Linked DNA regions of Homo sapiens: region 1 is linked to region 2. The links are chromatin loops, found by intact Hi-C in ENCODE. Cell type or tissue: heart right ventricle. All regions are shown on one strand. Links, peaks and the distances in the headings refer to the core of each region. The heading gives the core; the rest is flanking DNA.

What was found. Hi-C counts contacts between places; a loop is a spot of excess contacts. Peaks named below come from ENCODE experiments on the same cell type or tissue, not always from the same donor. Only the 100,000 strongest peaks of a DNase experiment are listed, where the experiment ranks them.
Region 1: a loop joins it to region 2, with 2.0 times the contacts of the local background. A loop is called at or near these places in 2 of 110 quality-filtered maps.

What each region holds. Positions count from the first base shown.
Region 1 is chr12:68,415,027-68,431,692 of GRCh38, reverse strand. No RefSeq gene overlaps it. Among named protein-coding and RNA genes, the nearest start is that of LINC02384, 28 kb to the left of the region's middle. In heart right ventricle, for the core only: no CTCF peak of the experiment used is centred there; no DNase peak of the experiment used is centred there; H3K27ac peaks cover 1,374 bases.
Region 2 is chr12:68,530,224-68,546,889 of GRCh38, reverse strand. No RefSeq gene overlaps it. Among named protein-coding and RNA genes, the nearest start is that of RAP1B, 72 kb to the left of the region's middle. RefSeq lists an enhancer at 7,321-8,283. In heart right ventricle, for the core only: no CTCF peak of the experiment used is centred there; DNase peaks (open chromatin) are centred at 7,569 and 7,939; H3K4me3 peaks cover 1,130 bases; H3K27ac peaks cover 2,317 bases.

The DNA of each region.
Region 1 (16,666 bases), core at 2,901-10,900, 110 kb after region 2:
AGGGTGGCTATACTAACAGTCTCCTGGCTAGAGAGGAGGATTGGACCATTTTGCATTCTTTTTTTTTTTTTGAGACAGAGTTTCACTCTGTCGACCAGGTTGAAGTGCAGTGGCACAATCTTGGCTCACTGCAACTTACATCTCCCCTGTGCAAGTGATTCTAGAGCCTCAGCCTCCTGAGTAGCTGGGATTATAGGTGTGTGCCACCATGCCTGACTAATTTTTGTGTTTTTAGTAGAGACGGGGTCTTGCCATATTGCCCAGGCTGGTTTTGAACTCCTGGCCTTAAGTGATCCACCCACTTCAGCCTCCCAAAGTGCTGGGATTACAGGTGTGAGCCACTGAGCCTGGGCTATTTTGCATTCTTAAAGTAGCTTTATCGTTCATGCCTCTTCTCCTCTATGCTAGCACTGGTTATACTTACAAAGATGGAGCATGATTTTCTTCCTTATTCTTCTCTTTGTTCTAGGAACCAGAAAGAACAGGTGTTAATCTTATTAGCAAGGAAAGGAGGCCTCAGCAATAGCGAGAAACCGAACTTATTTGTGAGGCCTTGCATTTTGATGTGAATTGTTTCCAGGGATTTAAAAATATTCAGTAAAACACAAAAAAAGTAATGAAAATTTTTTAATAGCCTGAGGTGAGTATAGTGTAGTTCTTCTGGTGGGAAAATTATATAACGTTAAATCATCCTTCTTCATGAAGATATATGTATTCATATATGAAACTGAGGTTTCATAGGTTGTTGTGAATGGTTCAAAGAGCTATGGATAGGCCGGGCACAGTGGCTCATGCCTGTAATCCCAGCACTTTGGGAGGCTGAGTTGGGGGGGATCACCTGAGGTCAGGAGTTTGTGACCAGCCTGGCTAATGTGACGAAACCCTGTCTCTACTAAAAATACAAAAATTAGCCGGGCATGGTGGTACACACATCTGTAATCCCAGCTACTCGAGAAGCTGAGGTAGGAGAATCACTTGAACCAGGGAGGCGGAGGTTGCAGTGAGCTGAGATCACCCCAGTGCACTCCAGTGTGTGCGACAGAGTGAGGCCTCATCTCAAACACAACACAACAAAACAAAACAAAACAAAACAAAACAAAACAAAACAAAAAAGAGCTATGGATAGAGTGATGGGAAAACTGAAAGTAGATTTACTGTTAATTTTTGTTAATCACCATCTATAATTATTTTATATATTTGTGTACTTATTTATTGTCAGAGTTTCCCCCTAGAATGGAACCCAGTGAGAGCAAGGACCATTTCTCTGTTCTCCACCATGTCTCCCACCACCTAACACAGCGGTTGGCATACATTTGAGGAATGACCAGTTTGGTTCAAAATTACCTTTTTCCTAAATTTACTTTAATATAAGCACTAAAATGAGATACCTGAAGATTGTTTGAAACATAAAAACTCAATCCTGACATGAAATTATATGATAATCATGAATATATTCTCTGCTAGACCCAGATTAGTATGACTCTATATTTTCAACATCTGCCATTTTAAAATAAATTATTCAACATTATTAGATTCCTTATAAATGACATCAATTAGCACTGCAAGGCTGAGTCTTGAGGGATTTTTTTTTTTTTTTTTAGAGGCTGGGTTGGTAAATGTCTTAACTCTTCATATTCCCTAGAAAGGATGAAAGCAATCTGGGCTCCCAGCAGGCTCCCTCCCGCCCATCCCTATTGAAGATTTAATTAATGTGCACATTATTTTGGGCTGCCCATTCCAACACTGCTGGACATAGGTAGAAGTAAGAGTTTGAACCAGGAGAATGGGACGGAAGCCCCTGCTCCCCACCATTGGGAGAGTTAAAACTGGCACTTCCCATCGTTTAGTGGCAGTGAATCAAAGACTCTTGTGCTGACTGCTAAAGACTTGCTTTTATATAGAAGTCCCTGCCAGGCCTTTACATATTGAAATGAATCATTGTCGCCTGTGTCAGTTTTGCTCTTCATTTGCTTGATGTATTTCATCTGCATTTGGAGGTATTAAGAATCACTGTTTGATCTATTGTATTTATTGTCACACAGTTATACTTTGGGTTTTCTGCAAACCTGTAGAAAATATGCTGCTTAAAGATATTAAAGGGCCATTAGCATCCTACATCGTCAAAGCATTTAATTCTAAGACACCTCTTAAAGTTTAATAAGACAAAAGACTTGCTTTTTCTTAAATCTCTAGACTAGGGTGACCAGCTTGTCCTGGTTTGCTAAGTACTTTCCTGGTTTTAAAGCTGAAAGTCCCACATTCCTGGTATCCTTCCAGGCCTGGATAAATGGAGGTTAGTCACCCTATCCCTCCTTGTGTTGTTGGGAGACCTTATCAGGACTTCTTGAAACCAGAGCATACAATTGATTTGAGTCCAGCTTTAAGTTAAAGAATAATAAATCTCTACCATGGCAAAGAAACTAAAGTCAATAAGTAGTAAAAGTACACTATGGAATTGCCGTGTGCAGAGTTCTTTGAAGTACTACTCTTTGGAACCAGCCTGGGATTCAGACATTTGTGCCTTGCTGCTTTTTGATCCAAGGAATGCAGGGTCAAGTTATCAGAAACATTTGAAGTTGTTTAGAGAATTGTGAAGAATTTCACTAGGCTAAACAAATTATACATCTTGGGATTGATTGCAAAGAGGCTTAGGATGATAGTGTCTGCATCAAAGATGCAGTGATGCCTTTGATAGAATGAATCACTGCTACTAAACCATCTTAAATGAGAACCAGCTTTTCCCTCCAAACCAATCGGATTGATCTGTGCATTGAAATATGTTCCTGTCACGATCCTTTTACTGCATTGGAGACAAGAATGCTGCAAAAAGAAGTGCCAGAAGCCATGCTTGCTGGGATTGAGAATATCTTATTTACGGTCTGAGCGCATTATGGTTTGACCACTCCTCTATCGTACATGCTAATTCCTTGAACATTACTAAAGGATCCTCTGAACTTCTCAGTCTGCTTTTCCAATCCTTTTTTTTTTGTTATTGTGTTCTGTGTTCTCTTATGTGATGGTCAGTGGGGTGTGGCCACAAGAGGCCACACATCAGAGGCTCAGGAAAACAAAGTTTATTATCCCCAGAGGGTCTGGAAACAGGAGGCATCTTTACTGGGGTTTTCATGGGGAAGACAGGGCAGAGGAAACTGGAATTGGCTAGTTTGAATAATTCCTGTAAGCTTTGGGCTATAGGAGTAGTCTTTAGTTTCCTGGTATGCAGCCTGGGATGATTAAGGCAGAGGAATATTGCCTCCTGGTAGAGGAGGTATGGCTCTGGACTGGTTAGTTTTCATAACAAAGGCATTCTCCATGAGCCCTCTGCTATCTCTAAGAACTGGCTAACCCAAAAGGGGCAGTCTCTCCTGAGCTAGATTTTTAAGATGTTAAAACATCATAACAGGCCAGGCACGGTGGCTCATACCTGTAATCCCAGCTTTTTGGGAGGCGAAGGCGGGCGGATCCCATGAGGTCAGGAGTTCCAGACCAGCCTGGTCAGCACGGTAAAACCCCATCTCTACTAAAAATACAAAAATTAGCTGGGTGTGGTGCCGAGTGCCTGTAATCCTAGTTACCTGGGAGGCTGAGGCAGGAGAATCGCTTGAACCCAGGAGGCAGAGGTTGCAGTGAGCCTAGATTGTGCCACTGCACCCCAGCCTGGGTGACAGAGCAATACTCTGTCTCAAATAAATAAATAAATAAATAAAACATCATAACATATAGAAAAACATTACAAACAATACAAATTGACATTTCATTGATTCCCAGAGAGTGAAGGCAGCATGGCATAGCAGAAAGAGGGAGGTCTGAAGTGAAATCGTATGGGTTTAAATCTTGGCTTTGCCTGATATGAACTGTAAAGTGTAGGCAAGTCTGTTGACTTCTTTAGGTCTCAGTTTATCATCTGCAAAATAGGCTTAACAATTCTTGTCATGATTGCTGGGAGGACTAGATAGGATGATATATGTGAAAGTTCTTAGTAGGTACAGAAATTATACTAAAAAAGACAAACAAATCCACATGCTATGATGCAGTGTGGACTATCTTTGGTCACCTACATGTCAAAGGTGGTCTTAAACTGCTCTGGTTTGGTAAATGTTGGAGTAGACTAGAAGTCAGAGAGTACGGAATCCACCCTTATTTGCTCTCAGGCTTTGGTTTACAATGAGCTCAAGTGTAGGGATTGTGTCAAATGATTCCTGGAATCCTTTACAATTTGTAAAATTCTATGAATTCGTGAAGTCTGCAAAATGTGAATCCGAGGTGTATGTATTGTAGAGCAACTATTAGACCATTTATCACATTATACATATATATATAAAATTATTATTTTTTTGAGACGGAGTCTCGCTCTTTCGCCCAGGCTGGAGTGCAATGGTGTGATCTCCGCTCACTGCAACCTCCACCTCCTGGCTTCAAGCCATTCTCCTGCCTTAGCCTCCCGAGTAGCTGGGATTACAGGCGCCTGCCACCATGCTGGGCTAATTTTTGTATTTTTAATAAAGATGGGGTTTCACCATGTTGGTCAGGCTGGTCTTGAACTCCTGACCTCAAGCAATCCACCCACCTCGGCCTCCCAAAGTGCTGGGATTACAGGCGTGAGCTACCATGCTCGGCCCTATCACATTATATTTTACAGAAGCCATCATCCCATACCTTTGAGTCCAGCCCCAGAAAGAGCAGTCCCTTGCATACCATCCAGCATGACCTTGGGCATCCTTTCCCCACTCCCCACCATAGCTGTTTCGGCTAGAGTTGGAAACCTGTCCACGGTAGGCCCCTTGGAGTCTCCTGCTGGACACTTGGGATTAGAATGGAGACAGTCAAGTTAACAGACAGTAATGCTGGACCTGGACGGTCACTAGCACGTGTTGGAAGCTGAGGGCACCAGCCAGTGTAAGCCACTGTGGATGGTGTAATAGGAGAGCAAAGGAAGGCAATCTGGGAATGGGTTGGATGGGGAGGGAGAAAAGGTGGGGGAAAGAGAGAAATGTAAAATGAGGGAAGCAGAGGAAGAGATAACATGGCAATGAAGAAAGTAACATCTTTGGTCATTTTCTGTTCCAATCACCCACAGCAGGCCTGTCAGTTCTCTCTTACCTTCTGTTCTCTTTTACCTAAGTAGATTTTAGTGGCTTTTCTATTCTTGATCTCCAACCATGCCCTAAGACATATGGTAACACAGACTGAGGATTCTCTGACGGCAGGGCTTTGTCTCATTCCTTTTTGGAACAAGCACAAAGTAGATGCTCAATGAATTTATATTAAAATGACATGAAAATCATATGTTTGTATCTGAAGTGTCACTGATGGCATTTATATGAAAAAGGTTAATTAAAATAGATAATTATGTTTCAACAGGCATTTCCCTGGATCTTCTCATTTGGTCTACAAGTATTTTTTCTTTTCTTTTCTTTTCTTTTTTTTAGAGATAGGGTCTTGTTCTGTCATACAGGCTGGAATGCAGTGGCATGATCATAGCTCAGGCTGGAATGCAGTGACGTGATCATAGCTCACTGCTGCCTCAACCTTCTGGGCTCAAGTGATCCTCCCACTTCAGCCTCTCCAGTAGCTGGGACTACAGGCTTGTGCCACTATACCCAGCTAATTTTTCAAAATTTTTTTTGTAGAGATGGCGGGGGTGTCTCTCTATGTTGCCCAGGCTGATCTTGAACTCTTGACCTCAAGGGATTCTCCCGCCTCAGCCTCCCAAAGTGCTGGATTTACGAATGTGAGCCACCACATCTGGCACACAAGTATTTTTGAGTACTGTCTTCACTGTGTTTTCGGGAGCCACACAGGATCTAGCTCACTGTAGGGTTTATTTTAAAATGTCTGTTGAACGGAATGGCTCAGGATTGTTTTACATACTGTAGAGATATAAAAAGAAACATAATTTATGGTTGCTCTACATAAGCAGTATCCAGTATAGTTGGGAAGACACATGGAAAAAAAAATCAAACATAGTGATTTGAAGTGGATTTCAAATAGCTGGAAGAATGGAGGTTCAGTGAGGTCTCATGTATTTAGAGAAGTTTTGTGGAAAATCAGGAAGTTGAATTACACCTTGAGAGCTGGGTGGGATTTGGCATGGTAGAGATAGGTAGAAGACATGGTAGAGATGGTAGAGACAGGAAGAAGACAAAATGCTTAGCAAAAGCTTGGGGGGCAGTAATGAGAGTTTTGCTGTAAACACAACTTAGAATTTAATGATTCACATGAAGAAACCTGATACACCGTGTCCAAGTACGGGAGGCAATGGAGTGCCATGGTTAAGGGTGTTGACGATGGAGGTAGACTTTCTGGATTCAAATCTCAGCTCCTCCTTCCCCCCCCGCCCCCGCAACTGCCTTTGTGATGTTGGGCAATTTACTTTTCTGTGCCTTAGTTTCCTCATCTGTAAAGTTGGGGATAATAATAGTACCCACTTCATAGGGATGTTGTACAATTGGAGGGGATGCTGTTGGTAAAGTTCTTAGATTAGTGTCTGGAACTTAGTAAGCATTTAATCAATGTTAACCGTTAATTGTTTTTGTAATGGAACTCTGGTTCTATGACCCAATTAAAAGAACTATCCAGTTAATTTTGAATTGGGTATAGAATAGCAGATCTCTTGGTCATTAGGTAAGCCAGTTACTATCTGAATTGGTGCTGGACTACTGGTAGGAACTGGTTTATGGTCAGAAGAACATTGAGTGTGTAGAACTCAGTGGAAGGCTTTGAGAGCCAGGGAGAGGAATTTGGACTTGGGGACGATGGGCAAGGCACAGTCATATTTCCTGAGCAGGGGAATGATGTGATGAAGGTGAGAACAGGAGAGCGGGGGCAGCGGGCAGTCCCGTGAGCACCAGTGAGGGAGTGGGGGTGCTAGTGCAATAATTCAGGGGTAAGGTGATGAAGGCCAGGGACAGGACTGTGGCTGTGAGAGGGAAATGCAGTGGGAAACTGGAGAGACTTCAAAGGGAAGGTGTCCACTTCTCACCTCCTCTACTGCTGCCACCCTGGTCCAGGCGACTGTCACTTCTTGTGTGGATTACTGCAATGTTCCCCTAACCCTTCTGCCTCTGGCCTTGCCCGGAGGTCTAATCTCTTCACAGGTACCGCTTTGCAGTCTGGCAGCTTTCCTATTGCACTCCGAGGACAAGCTGAACGCCTCGCTCGGATCTACGAGGCCTGTGTGGGAATCCCGCTTCCACTGGCTTCATTCCCTACTAGGCATCCACCCCACTCCACGAGGCTGCCATCCCTGACTTCCTCCAACACATCAGGCCTTCCTCAGGGAACTTGCCTATGCCTGTTCTTCTTCTTCTTTTTTTATACGGAGTCTCGCTGTCTCCAGGCTGGAGTGCAGTGGTGTGATCTCGGCTCACTGCAAGCTCCGCCTCCTGGGTTCACGCCATTCTCCTGCCTCAGCCTCCCGAGTAGCTGGGACTACAGGCACCTGCCACCACGCCCAGCTAATTTTTTGTATTTTTAGTAGAGACGGGGTTTCACCGTGTTAGCCAGGATGGTCTCGATCTCCTGACCTCATGATCCGCCCGCCTCGGCCTCCCAAGCCTGTTCTTCTTAAATATCTGCCTAGGCTAAGTGTGGCGGCTCACGCCTGTAATCGCAGCACTTTGGGAGGCCCAAGTGGGTGGATCACTTGAGGCCAGGAATTCGAGACCAGCCTGGCAAACATGGCGAAACCCTGTCTCTATTAAGGATACAAAAATTAATCAGGTGTGGTGGTGCATGCCTGTAGCTCCAGCTACTCGGGAGGCTGAGGCACGAAAATTGTTTGAACCCAGGAGGCAGAGGTTTCAATGGGCAGAGACCGTGCCACTGCACTCCAGCCTGGGTGTCAGAGCGAGACTCTGTCTCAAATAAATAAATAAATAAATAAATAAATATCTGCCTAGATAATTCCTTTACCTCTTTTCTCCTTTAAGTGTCTGCTTGAATGTCATCTTATTAGTGACCCTTAGCCACCGTTTTAAAGTAGCAGCCCTTCTCCACCTGGGCACTCCCTGTTCCCCTTACCCTGTCTGGTTTTCTCTTTGTAGCCCTTATCACTACTTGACCTAGGAGCTCTTTATTTGTTTATTGTCAGATTTCTGCACTGGGATGTGAGTTCTATGAGGACAGATGTGTTTGACTGTCTTGCTTACGGATGTATCCCCAGGAACTAGAACAGTGCCTGGCATACAGTAGGTGCTCAATAAATGTGTTGAATAAATACATAAATAAGAAGTCAGATTTGTTTTGTTAGGCACAATGCCCAGTGGCCCTTCAGAAGCTGCCTTATTTATGCTTCCAGTGACGCTGTTCAAGGAATGTATTGTTCTCATTGTTTTACAAATGACAGCACTGAGGCAGAGACCAGAGGTGAACAGGGGCACAGAGCTGGTAAGTGATGCAGTCAGGAGTTATGTCCAGTTCCTTTGACCTTGGTGTCGCCATTCTGCATGGCTAAGATGAGATGGGGAGGGAGGCGTCAACAGGATGCCGGGGCTTCCAGGTTCTGGAAGATGGAAGAGCGTCAGAAGCACTGACAGAAATGCAAATGCTGGGAAGAAGGCCAGAGCTTCAGAAAAAGAAGTAGCTGAGGGAGGAAATGTTGGATCAAGTAAATATTCAGGAAGAAAATCCTGCTTTTAAGGAGAATGACTAAATAATATATTGTCCAAGACCCCTGTGAGAGTGAAAGTGCGCACTATTTTTTTTTTTTTTTTTTTTGAGACAAGGTCTTGCTTTGTCACCCAGGCTGGAGTGCAGTGGCACAATCTCGGCTCACTGCAACTTCCACCTCCCAGGTTCAAGCGATTTTCTTGCCTCAGCCTCTCAAGTAGATGGGATCACAGGTGTGCGCAATCACACCTGGCTATTTTTTGTATTTTTAGTAGAGATGGGGTTTCACCATGTTGGTCAGGCTGGTCTCGAACTCCTGACTTCAGGTGATCCACCTGCCTCGGCCTCCCAAAGTACTGGGATTACAGGCATGAGCCACCGTGCCCGGCTGCACTATTAATAATAAGGTACAACAACAGGCATACATGGAGGTTGTCCCAGCAAAGGGGGATAAGCGGTCCCTTTGGATTCAAGTGATTGGAACATCCATGAAAGTCATGTCTAGAGATTTGGGTATCTCCCTTCTAGAGATACACAGGGAAGACACAAGGTTAGGGTTCTTATCATCAGGGAGAAGGGGGAAGGGAACATGAAGACCAGCTTTGAGACCCTACCTGAGATAAGTGGGAGGAGAAGAAAGAGCCTATGGAAGACAGAACCAGAAGGGAGAAGAGGTACAGAGGTCAGGAGGAGAGGGGACAGGAAGGAGGGGGAGCGGGGAAGGCCACATTTTTCACGCAATTTAAAAGTAGGTCAGTGGGAAGCTGGTAACAAAAACAAGACTAGAGAATCACTTGTTTTTTGATTTTGTAACAAAATCTTCATCTGTTTCAACACAGTGCTAAAAGGCATTTAATTAAAGCAGCTTTGAATTCATTTTGACTTGAGAACTGTTTTTCTGCGGCTCCTATATAAACCTTGAGACTCTTTGGGATGCTTTCTTTTTTTTTTTTTGAGACAGAGTCCTTGCTCAGTCACCTCGGCTGGAGTGCAGTGGCACGATCTCGACTCACTGCAACCTCCACTTCCTGGGTTCAAGCAATTCTCCTGCCTCAGCCTCCCAAGTAGCTGGGACTACAGGTGTGCGCTACCATGCCTGGCTAATTTTTGTATTTTTAGTAGAGAGAGGGTTTTGCTATGTTGACCACGCTGGTCTAGAACTCCTGGCCTCAAGTAATCCACCCACCTCAGCCTCCCAAAGTGCTGGGATTACAGGTGTGAGCCACCACTTCCGGCCTGGGGTGCTTTTAAAGGCTGGATCAGGAATCGGGTTTTGGTGTCCCAGCCTGAAGTTTAAAAAAGTTTTTTTTTAAATTTTTTTAATTTTAAGGAATGTTATTTGTTTCTGGACAATTTATTTATTTATTTATTTTTTACTTTAAGTTCTGGGATACATGTGCAGAGTGTGCAGGTTTGTTACATAGGTATATATGTGCCATGGTGGTTTGCTGCACCTATTAACCCATCATCTAGGTTTTAAGCCCCTCATGCATTAGGTATTTGTCCTAATGCCTTCACTTCCCTTGCCCACCACCTCCTGACAGGCCCTGGTGTGTGATGTTCCCCTCGCTGTGTCCAGGTGTTCTCACTGTTCAACTCCCACTTATGAGCAAGAACATGCCGTGTTTGGTTTTCTGTTCCTGTGTTAGTTTGCTGAGAGTGATCAGCCTGAAGTTTTTTCCTGTACCTTTGCTTGGCCCAAGGCAATAAGAGGTCCTGCATTCAGAGTGGCATTGACACAGATCAAATCTGGGCCCCAGGTAGAAGATATAGAAGCAAAGGGGATACTTCTGTGATTTCTGTGGGGTCAGAAAGGTTAAAAATTGAGTTTCTGAGCCAGCATGAGTAATAGTGTCTAAAATCTGGTTTTCCATGGTAAAGTAGAAATTTTACATTTCATGAACAATTCAAGCAGATATTTTCCTACCTTGGCTTCTTCCTTCAATAGAGGGAGGGAGATGGGGCGGGGGAAGCAAGCAAGCCAACAGAACCCTAGTTCAAAACATAATTGAAATGATAGCATAAACAACAATGCTGGTGTCTACAAGTAACGTGGTTTACCAGCTCTGGTGGTCTGTCTCATAATTGGGAAAGAGAGAGAGCTAGGTTGCTGAGCACAACATTTTTGTCTATCCAGACATGATTAGTCCACTTGGCTCTAGCCAGAAGGTGCCTTTTCCAGGTAGTGACGATGTGCGCTTAGCACATGGCTTAGTGTTCTCAGTTTATTAGAGAGTAAAGTCTCAGGACTGAGGCCATGGAAACAGAATCACTCTCTCGCATTCTCTGAATGGGAGTATGAGTAATTGTGTCGGGTAGCAGCAACCGGCAGAGGACAAGCAGCAGGCCTTCCCTGCAGTTTCTTTTTTATCACAGCAGAAGTCTTACTGGGCAGAAATCACTGTGGCACACAACGCCTGGGCACCAAAGGGAATAAAATCTCACAGGAATTCAAAGAGAACAAAGTCATTAACACTGAGCCAAAGCCTGCTGGCGTACATCGCAGAAATCAAATGGATATAGAGGGCTCCTGAGAGGAGAAAATGCATAACTCTAGGCTACCCTGCACAAGATGCTAATATCAGTACCTAAATAGTGGTTTTCACGGAAGCAGTTTTTCTGTAGCTGGTGTTCCTGCCACATTGGAGGAAAGTGTGTCAAGGCTGACCTTGAGCAGAATGAGAAAGTAGGAGTTTGTTTTGGCACACCACACCGCTCTGTCTTTCTCAACTCCACCCTAAAGACTGAGCCTTCTTCAACAGTCCCATGCAAGGTTTTGTACTCAAAATGAGAATTTATTGGCAGTATATGGTACGGCACCAACTATGCTCAATATGCTCCTCCTTTCTCTTTTGATCACCTCCCTCCTTCCTCCTCTCCTCTTGTCCCATCTGTTTTATTTCCGTGGCTTTTCTTTTCCCTTTTCCCTTCTTTTTGACCATTCTTCTTTTCTTTTCCAGAAATATGAAACAGGGAGAGAGAGAAAGGATGGGAGGGGGTGCGTAGAGTGGGGCTGGGGGAGACAGAGAGGGGAGTCAGGGAGGGAGGGTTATCTGTTACCTGTAGATTTTAAATCTGTAATGTTTGTTGGGGTTTCTTTGTTTTGTTGGTGTTTATTTTCGCCTCATAGGGTTGTTGGGAGGATTAAATGTGGAGTGTTTAGCTCAGTGCCTGGCATGCAATAAGATCTCAGTAAACACTATTTATTAGTAATGAAAAGTTTACCCTTGGAATAAACATCTTCAGATCTAGGCCATCTATTTGGGGAATGGGGGATTTCTTCTCTCCTCTTAAAAAGTTCCTTTTTCTCAAGTTCTTGTTTTATTTTTATCTATTATTATTATGATTTTTAGAGGCAGGGTCTCACTCTGTTGCCTAGGCTGGAATGTGATGGCGTGATCAAAGCTCACCACACCTTCAAACTCCTGGGCACAAGCAACCCTCCTGTCTCAGCCTCTCCAGTAGCTGGGACTATGGATGCATGCCACCATGCCCAGCTAATTAAAAAAATTTTTTTTTTTTTTTTAGAAATGGGGTCTTGCTGTGTTGGCCAGGCTGGTCTTGAACTCCTGGCCTCAAGCAACCCATCAGCCTCGGCCTCCCAAAGTGCTAGGATTACAGGTGCAAGCCACTGCACCTGGCTGCTTTTTCTGAAATTCTTTTAGGATAATTACATGTATACATGCACATAGTTATATGCACATGAATGTACATACACACACACAGACATTTTCTTTCTCTGTTTTACAGAGGGAGCTCAATGCAGAAAATAAAGCCAAGGCTTCAACTTTGGTCGAGTAAAGTAGCTTTCAAAAAATTTTAACCTCCACAACTGCCACTTATACGTACCTCTATATAAAACAACACACAAATTTTCAATAAACAATATTTATCTTCACTGCTGGCACTATTGTGTTCAGGTCTGTTCCATTCTCTTTCATTTAAAAAAAATGCTGGCCAGGTGTGGTGGCTCACGCCTGTAATCCCAGCACTTTGGGAGGCTGAGGCGGGTGGATCACAAGGTCAGGAGTTCAAGACCAGCCTGAGCAACGTGGTGAAACTCCCTCTCTACTAAAAATACAAAAAATACAAAAGTGCAGTGGTGTGATCTCAGCTCACTGATCACTCATCTTCGCCTCCCCAGTTCAAGCAATTCTCCTGCCTTAGCCTCCTGAGTAGCTGGGATTACAGGCATGTGCCACCACGCCCGGCTAATTTTATATTTTTAGTAGAGACGGGGTTTCTCCATGTTGGTCAGGCTGGTCTCGAACTCCTGACCTCAGGTGATCCACCTTCCTCAGCCTTGCAAAGTGCTGGGATTAGAGGCATGAGCTTTATAAATTTTAACTCATTTAGTACACATAACCACTCTAACCACTCTAGATAGTAGACTATACTATAATTACTCCAGGGGAAGAATTGCCTGTTCTTTGTTTCCAATATCTAGCCAGAATCCAGAAGACTTGCATATTATAGAAGCTGGGCTAAATACTTAAGTAGAAATGAGAATAATATTATGGAACAAGCAATTGCTTTCATAAGTCCTGATGGGCAAACAATAGCCAAAGATGGTGACCACAAACCTCGAATCAGCAAACCTGAGACTTGGCATATTGCTGTAGTTAGGCTGAAATTATTTGTGATGTACTGCAAACTTTTGTTGTAAAACATAACATAAAAATTTAGTCACATGTAAACATTCACCCAGAGAAAATTTCTGTAACATTTGTTGTTTTATCCTGATCTTAATGCAGGATAAAACAACAAGGGGCCAGGGCACCCCACCTGCCTATCACCCTTTGTCACCACCATCACCACCACCCACAGAAAGAACAGCCTGGTGTCTGAAATGATGGGTAAAGAATTGCTTGTAAACTAAAAAGAGAAAACTCAAATGTCTACCTGTTTAGTTAATAGAGTTTTAAATATTTGACAACCTTCATTCTTCTCTCATTATAAAAGTAAAATGATGTTCACTGTTAAAATTCTGAAACATGCAGTGAAATGTAAAAATGAAAATATAAATGACCCCAAGTATCACCACCTACACACAGCAGCTATTCACACTTGGTGTAGTGTGAGTGTGTTTAGGCCTTCAGACATGTTTCATTTGGCTTACCCAGTGTTTTAAAATGTTTTTCATTATAAAAACCTGGATTTCCAGTATCTCTTGAAAAAATACCAAGATCTGACAACACTTGGTCCACATTCTTGCACAACAGCTGCTGAGAGCTGAGTAGCTGCTGCCCCTCTTGGGCAGGGCAGGGCTTAAGTATTTCCTCCACCAGAGTCCCCACCGTTCCCATTTTTCTTACACTTGGTCAGGTTCATTTACTTGTTATTCTCATATTCTGGTGGGCATTTGAGTTTTCTCTCTTTCAGTTTACAAGCAATTCTTTACCCAGCATGTCAGGGATCAGGCTGTTCTTTTTGTGGGTGGTGGTGATGGTGATAGTGGTGACAAAGGGTGATGGGTAGGTGGGGTCCTCTGGTCCCTTGTTACAGAGGGTGGGGGAGCAGAAGTCTTTTATTTCTGGATTCTGCTCTTTCTTTTCTAGTATACTTAACATTTTAAAAAAGCTCCATATGTAGAGGATTAATTTCTTTTCCTTCCTTTCTTTCTCTTTCTTTCTTTCTTTCTTTCTTTCTTTCTTTCTTTCTTTCTTTCTTTTTTCTCTTTCTTTCTTTCTTTCTTTCTTTCTTTCTTTTTCTTTCTTTCTTTCTTCCTTTCTCTCTTTCTTTCTTTCTTTTTTTCTTCTCTCTCTCTCTTCCTTTCTTTTTTTTTTTTTTTTTTCGAGACAGGCTGGAATGCAGTGGTGTGAATCTCGGCTCACTGCAGCCTCCTCCCGGGGTCAAGAGATCCTCCCACCTCAGCCCGAAAGTGGCTGGGACTACAGGCATGCGCCACCACAGCCGCCCGGCAAATTTTTGCATTTTTTTGTAGAGATGTGGTTTCGCCATGTTGCCCAGGCTGGTCTCAAACTTCTGGGCTGGAGCAATCTGCCTGCCTTGGCCTCCCAAGGGATGAGCCACTGCACCCAGCCCATCCACTAAATCTTTAAATGAAAAACTGCCACTGGCCTCTGCAGTCCATACCTGGAATTTTTTCTAGGCCACTGGCTTTTAATTTTTTTTAAAACTATCACTCACAATGAGAAGTCAGTTCTACAAAATGACTCAACATATACATGTTTACAACAGAAAAAAATGTTTCACAGAACAATCACTTGCCCTTTATGTGATATACACTGGTAAGTTCATTCTCTTCTAATATAATTAAAAAAATAAACGGGTCATGACCCATTAAATTGATGTAATAACTCTCCTACAGGTCATTACTCTTGGTTCGAAATACAGCTTTCTGGGACAATTTCTGGTTTACAACTTAGGACTTCAGCTTTTCTCTTTCCCCGACCCATTCAAGTCTCGCATGCCATTCTTCAATAATCCCTTTAAGCCAATGACTTGTTTGGATCTGCTCACCTGGATTTGACTGTCCCCACCCTCTACACCATGACTTCTAGACTTCAGCTCAGTCATGGGCACCACCCAGTCCCTGTTGTGCCCCATCCAGCTTGTGCGGGGCCTGTCTTGGGTTGGCATCATCTCTCTCTATGCGTTGTTCCTACTTGACAGGGATGGGAACTATGGTAGAGGATGAAACTTCTTGTCATGCTGAGAAGAGCATTACCTACCATCATTAAGAAAGGCTGTACCTAGAGTACTCGTACCCCAGATACTCACATGTCGGCTCCCTCATTTCCTTCAGCTTCAGTTCTACTGTCCCCTCCCCAGAAAGGCCTTTCTTGACTATGGCACCTCACCTAGAACCGTGGTCTCATCTGTTCCCTCACCTTGCTTTAGCTTTTCTTTTTAGCTCTTATAGAGGGTCTGGCTGTAGGAGTCATAGAATGTAAAAGCAGGGAGAGATTTAGAGACCAGCTATGATTCAAGCCTCTAATTTTATAGAGAGGAAATGCAAGTCCAGAGAGATAAGTAAAGAGTCCATGGCATCCTAGATTATTCATGGCAAATCTGAACTAGAAACCAGATCCCTGGGTACTTGTCAGTTCCTCACTGGTTATGATGAGGTTTTTTTTTTTGTTTTTTTTGTTTTTTTAAACTCTGTCTTATAATAAGCTCTAGGATACATGATATTAGACTGTATTATACTTAGTAGTAAATAGTGGTATGAAAATGTTCTGCTTGCAGGTTTCATTTTACTCTGAAACACACACACACACACACACACACACACTGAAGCATAATGAGGTAGGTGACATAGATACCACCTCAATTAAATAAAGTGCAATATCAAAGGGAAAATGTTAGGTACCAAGATTCAGGAGACTAACTGCGTTGGTACCCAGAAATTTCATACAGGCAAAGACTTGAATTTAAGGCTCCAGCGAGGCACAGGGTTTGATGATGAATGGATGACGAGGAGATAGAAGCTTGTGTCACAGGATTTGATAAAGGAGAGAGAGGGGGTACACAGCAGCATAACTAGGGTACAACTGTTTGTTTTTGGAATAACCTTCCAAACTAGGGGGGAAGGTAGTTCAATCCACAGTTGGTAACTTTTGCATATGCAGGAACTGGGTGTTTTGGGGAGTTCTAGAAGCTCTTCCATATAGTACTTTTCAGTCCTAAACACTTTGTAGATTCCCACAATACAAAAGTGTTGGGGATTAGTGGAAATTTATATTTTTTAATGTTGGCAGTCCTGTATCTAGTCACTATCTTTTGGCAATGACATTAATATTCTTCTTTTGAGGAATTGCTTCTCTCTCATTGGTTGAATTCTGGTGGGACTGTTTTGCCCTGACTACCCTTAGCCAGGTGGAAACTGTAAAACCCAAGCTAATCTAAAAGGGAACTGAATCTCAATCAGTGTGACAGAGACGGAAAATAGCTAAAGCTCACATATTCTAGTAACACTAGACAAAGCAACACTCTGTCTAGACTATGGGAATATTCTCGCTACACAGACCCTGACATGGCCTTACTGTTTGTCATCTGCTGGCCTGGTTCTCTAGCCTTCCCTTTCATGTGA
Region 2 (16,666 bases), core at 4,439-12,438:
ATATTGTATGATTCTCTCAGGGGGCTGTTCATCTTCTTTTTAATTTTCTATAGCTATGCTTCTCTTTTTGCAGAAAGCATAGACAGGGAAGCCCAGGAGTTCACCTGTCTTTATGGGCAGTAGGAAGAAAGATAGTTTAATAGTGCCAATAACACAACTACCTGCCCACTGGTCGGGTAATTTGGTGTAAGCTCTATGCCCACATATTCAGTATAATCAAGTGGGGGCTGTCCAGTCCCAGTGGGACTCCAGGTGGGTCCACACGGTTTGCAACTTTGGGAATTTACTAAATGGATTTTTCTTAGTGTGGTTTGAACTCCACTAGGTGGCTGTTTTTGTAGTACTATTATACAGTTTTTGCCCAAGGCAGCTGAGTCTTCCCACAGGAAGGGTGAAGTCCTTCCCCACTCTTGCTATACAGTATTGTCTAATGACTGAGGCTTTTAGGACCCAGAAGTTATCAGGGTGATTCTTTTGAGCTGGGAATTCATCAGGAACTGGGTCTGTAGGTACTAATTCTCAGGCTTCCCATGGCCATTGATCTCCCATTACAGTTCCTCCACATACATAACATGAAGTGACATTGAGAGACTGGGCTACATGCTTGGTTAATTGCAAAAACAAATTTCTTGTTTTTCCTGGAATTTCTGGTACTGGCACATTTAGTTCATCATAGAAGGTTTGAAATACTGGCTCAGGAGAGCGTTTATAAACTTCTCCTCAAACCACGATATTTACTTGAGGATCCAGTCCAGCCCCATCGATTCCTAGGGTTACATGCTCCCCTTATTTCCAGCGAGGATCAAGGGAGTTGGTTATTACTAGTTCTAAGGGGTTACACAGACCACTGGTACACGAAGGGTCACTTTTCCCTTTCTGAAGATGGACAGGATTCCTTTCATTTTTTTATCCAAGTAGCCTAAATGACACAAGACCAGTATCCACATTCATTTCCACACAGTCTTAATTCATGACAAATGTACTTATTTTCTGTCATATAGCCTCTTTCCTAATTAAGAGAACCACATCCTATTCCTAACTTATTACTATTAATGACAGCACAGGCATCAAATTTCAAGGTGACTTGTTTGGGCACTCCTTTTTCTTCTGTTTTGGCTAACACTTTACTCATATCATTTATGAGCCCTCACTAGTCCTCAGTCCTTAATCTTATTTTAAAAACTATGGTCATGGGAGGCTCAGATGGGTCATAACACACATCAGCTTGGGGGCTACATACCTTGTATAGAATAGCATTATACAAACAAGTTCTTTTTAGAGTCCCAGTACACTTATGATAACCATAAAATAATAGGACTGTAGCAACTTTTTGTCCTACCTCAGTGACTTGATGTATACACTGGGAATAGTAATCAGTCTGAGGAAGGTCAGTTGAAGTCCTTACTGTACGAGTCCAAATTTTAAGGAAAATGAGTCCCACAATGAGTTTTCTCATGCTTCGGGCACATGTGGACCAGTCAGCTTCCAGGTGTGACTGGAGTAGGGCTTCTCATCTTCTTCAGAGTCACTTTGCAGGGGTTGGTGAAGCTGCTCCCATCCACGTACAGCTCACAGCCTACTGATGTTCAAGGATGGTCTCAGAGTTTGGGCCCACTAGAATAAACTGAGTCCAATACCTTTACACACTTACGTTCAACTGGGCTCTCTGATACTGGGAGCAAGGTGGTGGGGTTTAGGTTGTTGCAAACTTCAATGGTTATGTGGGGATTTTTACATAGCAAGCTTTGGTACTTGGTTAATCTAGCATTTGTTAGCCTATGATGCCCTTTGGTATTCATCAAAGTTACCACAGCATGGGGGGGCCTTTATATTCAGGTTTTGCCCAAGGGTTAGTTTATCTGCTCCTTGTGCTAACAGGGCCATTGCTGCCAGGGCCCTTAGACATGGGGGCCAGCCTTTGGAAACCCCGTCTAGTTGTTTTGAGAGATAGGCCACTGGCCTTGGCCAGGGCCCTACAGTCTGGGTTAAAACTCCAATTGCCATTTTTTCTCTTTCTGACACATAGAGTGTAAAGAGTTTTGTCAGGTCAGGTAGCCCCAGGGCTGGGGCTGACATGAGTTTTTCTTTTAACTCATGAAAAGCTTGTCACTGTTGGTTGTAATAGATGTAGTTTATCCAATCTACATTTTCATTAACTGTCACCCACCAAAATATTGACTCAAATCCTGCAGCTATTTGATTTCAAGCTTTAAATTGATCTGGTATTCCCCGAGGGACTCTCATGTCTAAATAGACGTGAGAGTTGAAAGACCCATAAAGGTCTTCTCTTGCTTTACGATGTCTTATTTTTCCTCCCTCTGGTTGATGAAATGCCAGGGTGAAAGTGATAGCCAATTGGACTAAAGTACAATTGCCACTCCAGTTATTCAGCAGAGTGCCCAGTAAAGGTCCACCGCAATACCACCATACATCTGCTCAGGGATGAACAAGGGCTGACTGATTGATAAGCTCTTGAAAATTCTTAAGCTTACTGCATCCCTTCAGGTCTCCAAGGAACGCTACGTTTCCTCCCTGTCATGAGAGACAGGAAGTGAACTTAGTGTTGGGAGACAGAGTCTGGATGGTCCTCCTGGGCTGACCTGCAGGGTGCCGTACTTTGGGATATAGTAGAGAGAGCTTGGCACGACTTATTACTCCAGGCTGTAGAATCCTGGAAAAGAGCTACCATGCAGCCCACACCTGGTCAACTGGAGGACCACCTTAGTGGAAAGGGGACAATGTGGGCCTCTGGCCTACCATGTGCACAAGCATAACAATTCCTTTTGTTTAATGTGCAGATGGAATATTTGATCCATTCCAAGCAGGCATTTGCATCTTGGTATCCTGTCTTAATTGCCAAAGTTTGTTTTAAGTCTTTAACTTCTATGATCCTCTAGTAAAATGAATGTATGATTTTAGGAAATTATAAAAACTGTTTGGGTAGTCCATCCTTGCTCTTTAGTGGTCCACAGAATGTTGGACCAACTATGGCATAAAAGCTCTACACTGGGGAACAAGACTCCTGGTTGACACGGGAGCCTTTATCGAAATTTCCCTGGATTAAATGGTCCTAATTTACTAATGCCCAGTCTGAGGAGAGTCAGGAGGGACAGAGGTACTTTTCTGAAGTAGAGAGCTGTCTTTGACTTGGCAAGTCCCCACAGGGTATAACAAGTCAAGCATTAAATGCAATAGTTTGAGGCGAAATTGACTTGGTTATGTTAATAACTAGAAGGTCAGCAAAAGAGCAGGAAAGAAGAAAGAGTAATAGAATACATGAAAGAATTAAATTTTTCTTAGCTTTAGTTTGGTAGGGTTTTCCCCTGGGACTATAGCACACGACTCTGGAGGGGATGGTGCTTTCTTGACTTGGTTGTGATGAGTCCATCCTTTTTTTTCTGTATGAACAGCAATCTTGATGGTTAGCAGCACAAGGTAGGGTCCTTCCTAGGCTGGCTCGATTTTCCTTTCTTTTCACCCTTTGATGAGAATGTGATCTTCATGCTGGTGGTGGTTTACTGGAAATTCTAGGGGGGGGTACACTTGCTAAAAGACTTTTAGTTTTGAGGGAAAGGAAAGTGGAAGATAAACCAAGTACATAATTTCTAAGAAATTGAGCTTTTGTTTTAAATGTGGGGACACCAGCAGTGAATTTTATAGTCCTTGGTGCCTTTCTACTGAGTAATTTCCTTTAGCACCTATTTTTATTAGTTTTTGGACCAAAGAAGCCAATCAGCATTTTATATTTGACAATGCTTCCGGTATGATTTTTATACCAGATAAGCTAAATTTCACCTTTATATTAGTGTGTTATAATGTTAAACTTAGTTTTAATAAAACTTTATATACATATTTATTCAATTTTTAATGTCAGACCATAAGGTAAGATTTTTATAGACTCTTTTTAACCTTTTATAATCTTTGTTAAAGAGCAGGTTAGTGCTTTAAGAAAAACCTGTCATGTTTTTACTTTAATGTCCAGTTCACAGAAAAACTGTGTGATACCCCTTTAACTTTAGCTAATATGTTTACACACAGAATTTACACACAATTAATGTTTTAAAACCTGATTAAACTTTTAAAACAAAATTTTAACATATTAATGTAGGTAAAAAATAGTTTTACATTCAGGAGGCCCAATTACTTTTAAATTATACAACATTTCTTGTATAAATTCTTTTTTTAACACACTTTTTTTAAATGATTTTTTCTCTTTCATGACTTTTACAGACAATTCTTTGACATGCCTTAACTTTCTGACTTATTACAAACATTTCTTTCTTTAAACAACCAGTTAATTTATTTCAGGACAAGAATTTACTATATAACATTCTTTTTACATAAATTCTGCCCCCCCTTTTTTCCCCCTTTTTTTTTTTTTCAAAGATAATCATTCTTTTCCAAAGTGAACTTCCTTTATGTCTGTGGACCAGACTATCTAACGCCACAAGATTAGAAGTTACTATAATACATGTTACATGGTTAACTTTTAGCAAACTTTACTTTTGTTGAAAACCTTGTAAGTTTGGGATTTCAATTATCCTTTGCTATTAATAAGACCTTGTTTAGTCCAAATTAACTTAGAATTGGTACAGATGGCTTTTTTTTTCCTTTAATTACCTGGGAGGAACCATCTATGGTCCTATCCTGAAGGGAGTTCCTCCTAGGTCTGGTTGGACCTTTGTATGGTAATTAAGATTTAGATCCCCTGTTAGGAAACCTGCTGGGTTAAGGCAATTTTCAGTGGTTAATGTTAAACCATCTTTTTTTTTTTTTTTTTTTTTTTTTTTTTTTTAGGATACTTCTGAACTGGTGAGGTGTGCTTACAATGAGGTTCCTCTAAAAGTTATTTTTTTACTTTCTTCTGTTAGCAAAGCAGTTGCTGCTACAGATTGAATGCATTTGGGCCATCTGTGGGTTACTGGGTTAAGGATTGTTGATAGGAAGGCCTCAGTGCTTTCAGGATATGCCCTGGTTTACACTGACAACAAAGTGGTATTGGAGTGTTATAGGGTTACAGCAAACACCTTTAATTATCAATTATAGGTTTTAAATTTACCTTGGCTTTTAAAGGAATAGGGTACACTTTTTTTTCCTTAACTACTTGTGTCTTTCTGTCTTTCTTTCTTTTCTCTTCTTTCTTTCTTTCTTTTTCTTTCTTTCTTTCTTTCTTTCTCTTTCTTTCTCTTTCTTTTGTTCTTTCTCTCTTTTTGACTTTCCTTTTGCCTCTGTCTCTTCCTCTCTCTCTGCCTCTCTCTCTCTTTCTCTCTTTTCTTGACTCCCTCTTTGTTTCTCTGTCTCTTCCTCTCTCTCTCTTTGCTGGTCTTTCCTTGCCTCTGCTAGCCGCTTATGCTGCTGTTCTCTCAGCCACTGTGGCGGGGCGGTCTAAAACCAGCTGTAACCAAGTGTCTATGTACGGGAACTGGTCTGGGTGCCCTGGCTTACAGGTTACCTTGTGCCATACCTTTGAAACAAGGGACCTATCCAGGCTTCCTTCTGATGGCCAACCCACCTGTAATGCTGGCTAGTCTATCTTACACAAAGTTTTAAGTTTTCCTGGTGTCATAGTACTCCATAGTCTCCCTTAAATCTTTTCTTGAAATTTTTCAACATAGTTCCTAGTGGGGTGGGCTTACTTTGTGCCTGACCCATGCTTCCTTGAGGCAAAACACCAAGTTCACACCACACGCACACCACAAAACAAAGAATGGGTAAAAAGGGTACACACACACTTTTACAGTTTACACCAAACCAGAATCAAAACCAAAATCAGAGTATCAAGCAATCCAAGCCAGGTCAAAACCAAAACCAAAGTATCAAGCAATCCAAGTCAAGTCAAAAACAAAAACCAAAGTGCTGGTACAGGCATGCCGTGGGTTATCAGGCCACGCTTCCACTCCAAAGGAGTGTGCAAGTTCCAAAGACTAGTCTTACCAAGTTTCAGATGTCCGGACACCAAGTGCCAGTTCCTTCCTGGTGTTCAGCCACTGTGTTGATCCTCTGCAGGGGCCTGCCATGCACCACTCTGACTAGGTGTTCCACTGGGGCAATTGCCTACCTGGGAGCGCTCTCAGGATCCACGTCACTCAAGCTGGCTGGGGTCCCCTGCAGGGATGCTCCACAGGGCAGGCCTAAGCCGCCTAAGGGGTTGCCTTGACCTTCTGTTAATCACCTCGCTTCCCAGTCAGGGAACCAAGAAATGTAGCAGGACGAGCCACAGACAAAACCCCTCAGTCACCGAGTTAAAGAAGGAAGGGCTTTATTTGGCCAGGAGCATCGGCAAGACTCACATCTCAAAAACAGAGCTCCCCGAGTGAGCAATTCCTGTCCCTTTTAAGGACTCACAACTCTAAGGGGGTCTGCATGAGAGGGTTGTGATTGATTGAGCAAGCAGGGGGTATGTGACTGGGGGCTGCATGCACCGGTAATTAGAACGGAACATAACAGGACAGGGATTTTCACAGTGCTTTTCTACACAATGTCTGTAATCTATAGATAACATAACCGATTAGGTCAGGGGTCAATCTTTAACTACCAGGCCCAGGGTGTGGCGCAGGGCTGTCTGACTGTGGATTTCATTTCTGCCTTTTAGTTTTTACTTCTTCTTTCTTTGGAGGCAGAAATTGGGCATAAGAAAATATGAGGGGTGGTCTCCTCCCTTAGTAGAAAGGCCTCATAAACTGGGCATTTGCTAAGGAGAACTGCTTTAAAAAGGGTACGGTCATTCAATGCCTGCCTGGGACAAATGGCCCTTTGGTACTGGCTGTAGAAATCATCTAGATGGTGCAGACTGTGCTCTGGAAGAGCATTTTATTGCAGGGACACTGCAAGAATTGACTGTCTTATTAAGAAGCACTGTTATAATAAAATGTGATTTAATTACCAAGCAGGGGTCAAGAAAGGATTGGGGGAGGGATTTAATCATGAAAATACTGGCCCAGATAAATTAATTCTAAGGGTGTTTGTAATAATTAGGCACATATATTTGAATAATAATCACACCCCCAAATTATGTGAAAAGTATACCCCTTTCAATTGCATAAAGTAGTTTACGTGCCCATTATCAACTGAGCCAAGGAATGTGTAATGATATGAAACCTAAGATCTTCATGAAATACTTCCATAAAAAATAACAGACAGCTTTCCCTTTACTTATATTTACTTGCCAATTTCAAAGGAATCAAATTCCATTAAATTATATAAATAAACTGTCCTGAAGGCACTTGCTTCTACTGTTTCAGGAAGCTACCCTATATTTAGAAAATTTCTGTGGCTCCCGATAAATGTATTTCCTTTAGAAAAGCAATTCTCATAACTTAAGTGGATAGAGTAGTCACTGTTTTTAATGAAACTAAGGAATTTGTGATGTCATCTTGTGTGTGCCAGTCCTTCAATTAAGAGGGGAGGACCCGAAAATGCAAAACCCTATGGTTATACCATGCACTTTAAAAGAAATGTATCAAAAGCTCATTATGCATGGTCACAGTTTGCAGCAAAATACAATCCTTTAGAAAGTGAAAGGGACTGCTCTTTTATGTAACTTGGCTCTGGAAGCCTGCGGTGACAAACCACACACATCAACAGCCCCCACTTTGAGCAAACGTGGAAAACCACTTGTTAGCTCCGCCCCTCTAAGTACTCCTCCCTGCGGCTCCATTTTGTTTTTAAACTATTTTATTTTTGGTAAAAGTTAAGTTTACTAAGCTCTAAAATACATGAAATCTCCTGCTGTCTATTCTAACACTGGAAGCTGCTCCAGGATAAAAATTGGTGCATCCCATGTAATAAGGAGGAGGAATGTTATTTTATTAACAGTTGGCACCAGAATTCCTTCAGAAAGGGAAATGTAATTACTCTGAAAAATACCCTGATAAGAGCTTCTAAAGTAGAAGAGATCCCAGGAGGGGCCAGGGTGTGGGCGGAATGTTTCTGAGACAAAGGGAGCAATTTGGCTGTAACTTGCAAGGGCGTCCAGAGGGCCTGGGAGGGGAGGAGCATTGGAGCCAATCAGAGAACATCTTCTCAACGTGACTCTTCCTCTCCATCCTCCCGCACAAGCCTTTGCTAAAATGACTGAGCTGGCTAAGTACTTGATGCAACTAATTTTTTATTTTACTTTATTTTATTTTTTGGTAGAAGCGTGGGTAAGGGTTGGGCTTGTGTCTAGATCAATTGAGTATATCAAGGTTAACATGTATGGACCTAAGACTGGAGGCAAACAGACTCTAAAAATAAACTTGTAGGATTTTTTTTTTTAGAAATTATGGGGAGGCCTCTAGGTGCTCACGGGGACATGTTTTTTGATGTAGTCTTTGGAAGCTCTTTTCTGATTGCCTCTATTTATTTTCTCAGCAAAACAATAAGACTCTCAGCAGCTAGAAGAATAACAAATATGTTGGAAGTTTGAAGAGCAAGAATAAAGTATGAAATAGATATTTTACCAAAAATGCCTTTTACCAAAAGACTTTTGCCAAAAATAAAATAGTTTAGATTTTATTGATATCTTTTAATGAAATCTTTGTGGGAGCTAGAGGGCCTCTGATGGAATCTTGGGTAAACCAGCTAGTTTATGGGCAGAATCACTGCTGTCATGGGTGGGAAGCTACTGTGGATAGTCTTAAGCTGCTTCATGGATGGTTACTTGGAAACAGGACTCTATAAATACAAGATATCATGGTTGCTTTTCCAGTCATTGAACTGGCCAGACTTCAACATAATGTTTTTTAAATTATTAATTTATTATTATTATTCTTTAGAGACAGGGTCTTGCTGTGTTGCCCAGGCTGAAGTGGAGTGGTACGATCATAGCTCAGTGTAATTTCAACCTCAAGGGCTTAAGTGATCCTCCTGCTTCAGCCTCTGAAGTAGCTGGGACCACAGGGTCCACCACCATGTCTGGCTAATGTGAATTTAAGAGGCTAATTGACGGAAAAAAATGATTCTTTAGTAGACTAACAAAGAATTTTGAGATCCTAACCTTACATTTCAACACTAGTTTTTCAAAATTAATTCAAAGTCCCTGAGAATGAAGGATAAATTAAGGGTCAAAATGGTATCTAATATTCCCCAAATGATTCTTCATTAGCCAAGGTTGCTAGAGTGCAAATGAAGGTGAGTCAGCATATTGAACACTTTGCACACGATCATCATATCTATTCTAGGATCAAACCTAGAGGACCACAGTTGAAGCCAATGGACAAAGGGTAGAAATATATTTGATCATGGTTTACAGTGTGTCTTAGGGGTTTCTGGGTACAAAAATAATGGGATATCACCCAAGGCAGGGGTCCACAAACCCCAGGGCATGGTCTGTGGCCTCCTAGGAACTGGGCCGCACAGCAGGAGGTGAGCGGAGAGTGAGGGAGCGTTACTGCCTGAGCTCCGCCTCCTGTCAGATCAGCAGCGGCATTAGATTCTCATAGGAGCCTGAACCCTATTGTGAACTGCGCATGTGAGGGATCTAGATTTCACACTCCTTTTGAGAATCTAACGAATGCCTGATGATCGGAGGTGGAGCAGTTTCATCCCAAAACCATCTCCATCCCCCACTGTCTGTGGAAAAATTGTCTTCCACGAAACCGGGCTCTGGTGCCAAAAAGGCTGGGGACCACTGACCTAAGGAAATGATTCAATATATGTTAGATATTTCCTCCAACTGGAATTTTCTGACCCAAAGTTTCAGATTGCATCTCCCCCTCAAGAGATACTGTCCTTGATCACGCCTTATAAAGTTTTCCCCTGCATGTCACCCTTTGGATTTCTTTCACAACACTTATTATCATCTGAAGTGATCTTGAATATTTTTATTTTTTACTTGTTTGTGGTCTGCCTGCCAACCATTGTGATATGAAGACCAAGAAAACAGGAACCCAGTGTGCCTTATTCATCTCTGTTTCTCAAGCTGTAGGATGCCTGGCACATAATCAGAGCACAATAAGTATTTATTGAATCATTGAATGCATTTCATTCAGCATCTAAGCTGCAGAGATTATCAAAATCCTCATAGGCCACTACAAATATAATGTAGTTACTTTTATAAAGGAAACACGTACTGAGGGATTCTAAGGCTGGTGTTTTGAACTAATTCCTTTTTATTATCAGCCTAATCTTGGATCATGTAAATGATGATCACATTATACCTGTCAGAATACTTTGCAAGAAAAAAATTCACTATTATAGTCTCTCTACACCAAAGTGAATCTAGAGATTCAATTAAACGATAGAATAGTAGAGTTCAGTTTTGATATGGAGAAATGTTTTGATGTTGTATTTTAGTTTGGGTTAATAGCATTATTAGGTTGCATGCTAGGGTAATTAAAAGCATGAGTTCACTTTTGTTTTTAAGAGATGAAGTCTTGCTATGTTGCCCAGGCTGAAGTGCAGTGGCTATTCACAGGCAAAATTATAGTGCACTGCAGCCTCAAACTCCTAGGCTGAAGTGATCTTCCTGTCTCAGCCTTCTAAGTAGCTGGGACTACAGGCTTATGCCACCACACCCAGTTCAACACATTTTTTTTTTTTTTTAATTTAAGAAAAAAATTATGTGGCGGAAGCTAGATAGTAATACCTGTTTACAAGATTTGACAAGATTTAATACTACTTTTGTTTTAAAATTTATTTATTTATTTTTTGTGACGGAGTCTCACTCTGTCACCCAGGCTGGAGTGCAGTGGTGCAATCTCAGCTCACTGCACCCTCCACTTCCTGGGTTCAAGGGATTCTCCTGCCTCAGCCTCCTGAGTAGCTGGAATTACAGGCATGTGCCACCACGCCTGGGCTAATTTTTGTATTTTTAGTAGAGGCGGGGTTTCACCATGTTGGCCAGGCTGGTCTTGAACCCCTGACCTCAAGTGATCTGCCCTCCTTGGCCTCCCAAAGTGCTAGGATTACAGGCGTGAGCCACTGTGCCTGGCCTTAAAATTTATTTGAAAGCATAATTATGAATGGGGAATATATTAATAAATGTGTTCAGGCCGGGTACAGTGGCTCATGCCTGTAACCCCAGCACTTTGGGAGGCTGAGGTGGGAGGATTACCTGAGGTCAGGAGTTCGAGACCAGCCTGGCCAACAGGGTGAAACCCCGTGTCTACTAAAAATACAAAAATTAGCTGGGCAAGGTGTTGTGCGTGTAATCCCAGCTACCTGGGGAAGCTGAGGCAGGAGAATCGCTGGAACCTGGGAGGCAGAGGCTGCAGTGAGCCGAGATCGTGCTGTTGCACTCCAGCCTGGGCGACACGCAAGACTCCCTCTCAAAAAACAAACACACACAAAAATGGTGTTCAAAATGAGAACAAATAACACAAATTTCTTTAGCATCGTATTATGGATAGTTAGGAGAAGTTATTTCAGAACTAATTTAAATGCATTGTTTTGGGAGAATGGAACTTTTTTTCTACTTCATACCATATTGCTTCCATTTTTTTTTTGTTTGATATTACTTGTCTGTTTTTGTTTGTTTTTGTTTTTGTTTTTTTCAGACAGAGTCTTGGTCTGTCACTCAGGCTGGAGGGCAGTGGCGCGACCTCAGCTCATTGTATCCTCCACCTCCCGGGTTCAAGCAATTCTCTTGCCTCAGCCTCCTGAGTAGCTGGGATTACAGACGTGCACCGCCATGCCTGGCTAATTTTTATTTTTATTTTTTGAGACGCAATCTGCTCTGCCGCCCAGGCTGGAGTGTAGTGGTGCGATCCTGATGCACTGCAACCTCCATCTTCTGGGTTCAAGTGATTCTCCTGCCTCAGCCTCCCAAGTAGCTGGGACTACAGACACGTGCCACCACGCCCAGCTAATTTTTTTTAATATTTTTGGTGGAGATGGCATTTCACCATGTTGGCCAGGATGGTCTCAATCTCCTGACTTCGTGACCCGCCCACCTCAGCCTCCCAAAGTGCTGGGATTACAGGTGTGAGCCACCATGCCCGGCTAAGTTTTTTAATTTTAGTAGAGATGAGTTTTCGCCATGTTGGCCAGGCTGGTCTCAAGCTCCTGGCCTCATGTGATCTGCCTGCCTTGGCCTCCTAAAATGCTGGGATTACAGGTGTGAGCCACCGTGCCTGGTCGCTTGTCTGTTATATGTTGTCAAGAGGCCTTGTTTTATAACAAAACTAGACTTGTTAGATATAAAATTATTAATTTTCTTCTAGGTATATTATTTTCTCCATTCTCATATGAGAAAAATTAATTAAAAAAGTACTTTTGTTAGTACTCTTGTACTGCTGAATGAAACTGAGTGCATAAAAGAAAGTTACAAAATTATTTTAAAATTTCATTTCTGGAATTGGTGTGTGCATATTTATTATGGGTGGAATAAAGGAAAAAGTATTTTCAGATGTTTACTTATACACAAATTTTTTTTTCTTCAAAAAATAACAGTAGGCAAGATGCGGTGGCTCACGTCTGTAATCCTTGCACTTTGGGAGGCCGAGGCAGGTGGATTGCCTGAGCTCTGGATTTCAAGACCAACCTGGGCAATACGGTGAAACCTCATCTCTACCAAAATACAAAAAATTAGCCAGGCATGGCGGCATCTGGCTGTAATCCCAGCTACTCAGTAGGCTGAGATAGGAGAATCTCTTGAACCTGGGAGGCAGAAGTTGCAGTGAGCCAAAATAGCACCACTGCACTCCAGCCTCAAAGTGCAGAGTCCATCTCAACAAAACAAAACAATAAGTATGTTAGTTATTTCTACATAACAAATTATTGCAAAATTTTGTGGCTGAAAATAATGAGCATTTACTATTAGTAACAATAATAAACAATTATATTATTATAGATAAATAAAGATAATTTATTATTTCTATAAGGAATCAGGGAGCAGCTTAGCTGGATAGTTTTGGCCTGAGGCATATTTCATAAGACTCCAGTCAAAATGTTGACCCCTGCTGCAGTCATCTGAAGGCTTGACTGGGGCTGAGGGATCTGCTTCCAAGATGATGCACTCACATAGGTGGCAAATTAGTGCTGGTTGTTGACAAGAGACCTCAGTTCTTCATCATATGAACCTCTCCATAAGACTGCTGGAGTGTCTTTACAACACGGTGGTTGTAAGACTTCCCCAGAGCACTGGGCGCGGTGTCTCAAGCCTGTAGTCCCACCCACTCGGGAGGCTGAGGCCAGAGAATGGCGTGAACCCGGGAGGCAGAGCTTACAGTGAACCGAGATTGTGCCACTGCACTCCAGCCTGGGCAACAGAGCGAGACTCCGTCTCAAAAAAAAAAAAAAAAAAAGAAAGACTTCCCCCAGAGCAAGCGACCAAGGAAGCAATGTGGAAGTTGTAATGTTTTTTATTATCTAACCTTGGAAGTTACATCATCACTTCCGTGATGTTCTGCTAGTCACACAAACCAGACTTGATCCAATATAAGAAGGAACTACATGAGGGCATAAATACAAGGAGGTAAGGGTCACTGGGTATTATCTCAGAGGCTGACTACCATAGTAAGAAATATGAAGGTTAACTTGAATTCTACCACTCTTATGAATTTTGAATTTGTTACTGATGTTCACTAAAAAGTGCTTTGCAAATTATGAGGTGAACATGGTGGAAAATAGAAATAGCATTTCACAAAAAGTCCTGATCAGTGTATGAATAACATCCTCTGCTTCGAAATATTATGAACATTGCATATCATCACATTAGATAAAGCATATACATAAGTATTGTCAAATCTGCTTCATAAGATTATAAACATCTTTTGCTTTTGGTGGGGCACGAGATCAGATAATTGCAAAGAAAAGATGGAGAAAAGGTAAAGACTGAAAAAGAAAATAACAAAGACCAGAGAAAGGAAAAAGAAGTAGAAAAAGAGAAGATAAAGGAAAGGGGATAAAAGGGACAAGACAAGACAAATCAGAGGTAGAAGAGCAGAGACACAGAAGATAAAAACATGCAAATAAAAGGCAAAAGAAATGTGAACCCAGAGGTGATCTGAACAAGAGAGAAGGAAAAGGAGAAATGATCGTGAGGGGGGGGAAAGAAAAAAAAAAGACAGAAAAAAAAATTAAGGTTTTCATTCCTTTACCAGTTTTTAGATCCTTTTCCACCTCAGAACAGGCTTGCAGCCTCTTATTTTCTGTGTTTCCCAAGCTCCTCTGGGAACTCCCCTTAATACCTGGTTCTCAGAACCCTGCTTTTCAGCTTGTTGCTCAGACTGGGTTGGGTAAGTTTCTGGGGAAGAGAGTAGGTTAGCCATTTTATTTATTGTCCAACTGTTCTTCTTAAGTACACACTCCCTTGTTAGGTAATATTTTTCTAGAAGTATTGAAAAAAGTAATTTCTTAGAAAAAAAATCAGACACAAACAAGTGATTTTCTGAGAGAATTTTAGTTCTGTAAAAAAGTATTACCATATTTGGATTTGGTTCCCTTTGTATATCTGGCAGATGAGTATAGTTCTTTTTGGATTTTTGATTCAGGGTTTACTTTAGTTCAGATTTCTGCTTCAAGTCATGTTTCTGTGGTTGAAATAAAATTCTGGCTAAAAAAGTACCTAGCTACTAGTTTTCATTAGCCAACATTTCTTTTTTTTTACGTGAGAACATTGCATAATCTGTGCTTCAATAATGATTAATTTGTAGACTTTAGAGAAGTTTGGATAAGCAATTTTTGTATGTGGAAATATTAAATGAGCAATATGATTATTTTTTTTACATTTTTAGTGTATTTTCTGCTAAGTTAACAAAGGCAAATTTAATCAAAGCAACTAATATAATATGCAACCTTCTTTTTAGACCATCTCCTGCCTCCCTCTCCCCAATCTGGGTTATTTTTTAAAAAGCTATTTAAAAATTTAAAAATTTCAACTAAGTAACACATTCACAAAGCTCAAATTCGTCTTTTTTTTTTTTTTTTGAGATCGAGTCTCAAAGTGCAATGGCATAATCTCAAACTCCACCTCCCAAGTTCAAGCGATTCTCCTGCCCCAACCTCTTGAGTAGCTGGAATTACAGGCGTGCGCCATTACGCCTGGCTAATTTTTGTATTTTCAGTAGAGATGGGATTTCACCATGTTGGCCAGGCTGGTCTTGAACGCCTGACTTCAAGGGATCCTCCTGCCTGGGCCTCCCAAAGTGCTGGGATTACAGTCATGAGCCACCGTGCAGGGCCTCAAATTCATTTTGATTGAGATTCACTGGACTTCTTTAATTTGTGATTGGTAACCTTCATCATTTGGGAAAACTTTTTTCTATTATCTCTTCAAATATTGTCGCATTCTCATGCTTTTTTCTTTCTGGAACTCTAATTAGAGGCATGCTTCTTTCTCAATCTGTCCTCCATGCCTTTTAACGTTTCTTTTATGTTTTACATCTCTTTGCCTCTCTGTGCTTCCTTCCAGACAAGTTCTTCTGGCCTATCCTCCATTTCAATATTTCTTTTTTCTCCAGCTATGCCTAATATGCCATTAAAACCATTCATTTAGTTTGTAATTGTAATAAATATAATTGTCAGTTATTGTGGTCCTATTTGATTCTTTACAAAAAACTGCTTCATCGTTTTGCAGTTTCTTATTATCTGCATTTATTTTCAAGCTTGGCTATTGAACGATCATAGTTGCTTTGTAATCTGTGTCTGATCATTCTAGTATCAGATTTTTTTTCAGTCCTCTTTCTACTTTCTGTTATTTTTGTTGCTTATTGCTGTAGTACTTTGTCTCTTTAATGACTGTGAGTATTTTCTTTGGAAAATTATTTGTGAGCATTCTTTGAGTCCCTGGATGATGTAAGTTCTTCCAGTGGGGGATTTGCTTTGGCTGTATGCCTGGAAACAGTACCAGTTCTTGACTTTTTCCTGGATCATTCAGTTTATATTAATTTGGACTATAAATCCTCATGAGGGCTAGCATGGCATTGCCACTTATTAGGGAACTTCTCCTTTACTCTCTTAAGTGTCTTTACTTATAGTCCCCTAGGGCAAGGGCTGTAGAGTTTATTTTTGATTCATCCTTCCACCAAGGGTTCATCCTTATACCAGTCCTCTGGGATCTGAGTATCCTATTAGGTTCCCCAAGCAGTTATGGGCTTTGTCTTCTATTCTCCCACATGTCCTGAGACCATGGAAATCAAGGCTGAGATTGGACAGGTTTGGCAAATGCCCTCAGTGTCTGGTTCCCTTCTGGGTTCCCATGTTCACTAAGATTTTGACTTAATAATTCCTTCTTGACACCCCTTTGATGCTTTTAAGGTTTTACTAATATTTTATTTTGTATTTTCAGCTGGAGGGTTATTCCAATTACCTAGCCTGCGCTATTACTAGAAATAAAAATCCTGGTACAAAATTTAACAGCTACAAAAGGTATACAGTGAAAGGTTTCCCTGTTATTCCTGCCTTTCTGTTCACCATATGATCATCTCAGTAGGTGCTAAAACCACATTTGATAAAATTGAAAACTCATTCACACATTCACCACACACACACATACACACACATGCGCACACACTCTCTCTCTCTCTCTGTCTTAGAAAATTAGGAATAGGAATAGAAAAGGAAACTTTAAAAAACCAATAATGGTTTAATGTCATACTTTGGTGTTGAAAATGTGGGGATATTCTTGCTTTTTACTTAGTCCAATTTCTTTATTTTTCGACATTGGACGAAATCCCAGAAAGGTAAATTGACATACCTAAAGACCGGTGGTCTACCCAGAAAAGCACAAGTTATTTTATTTATT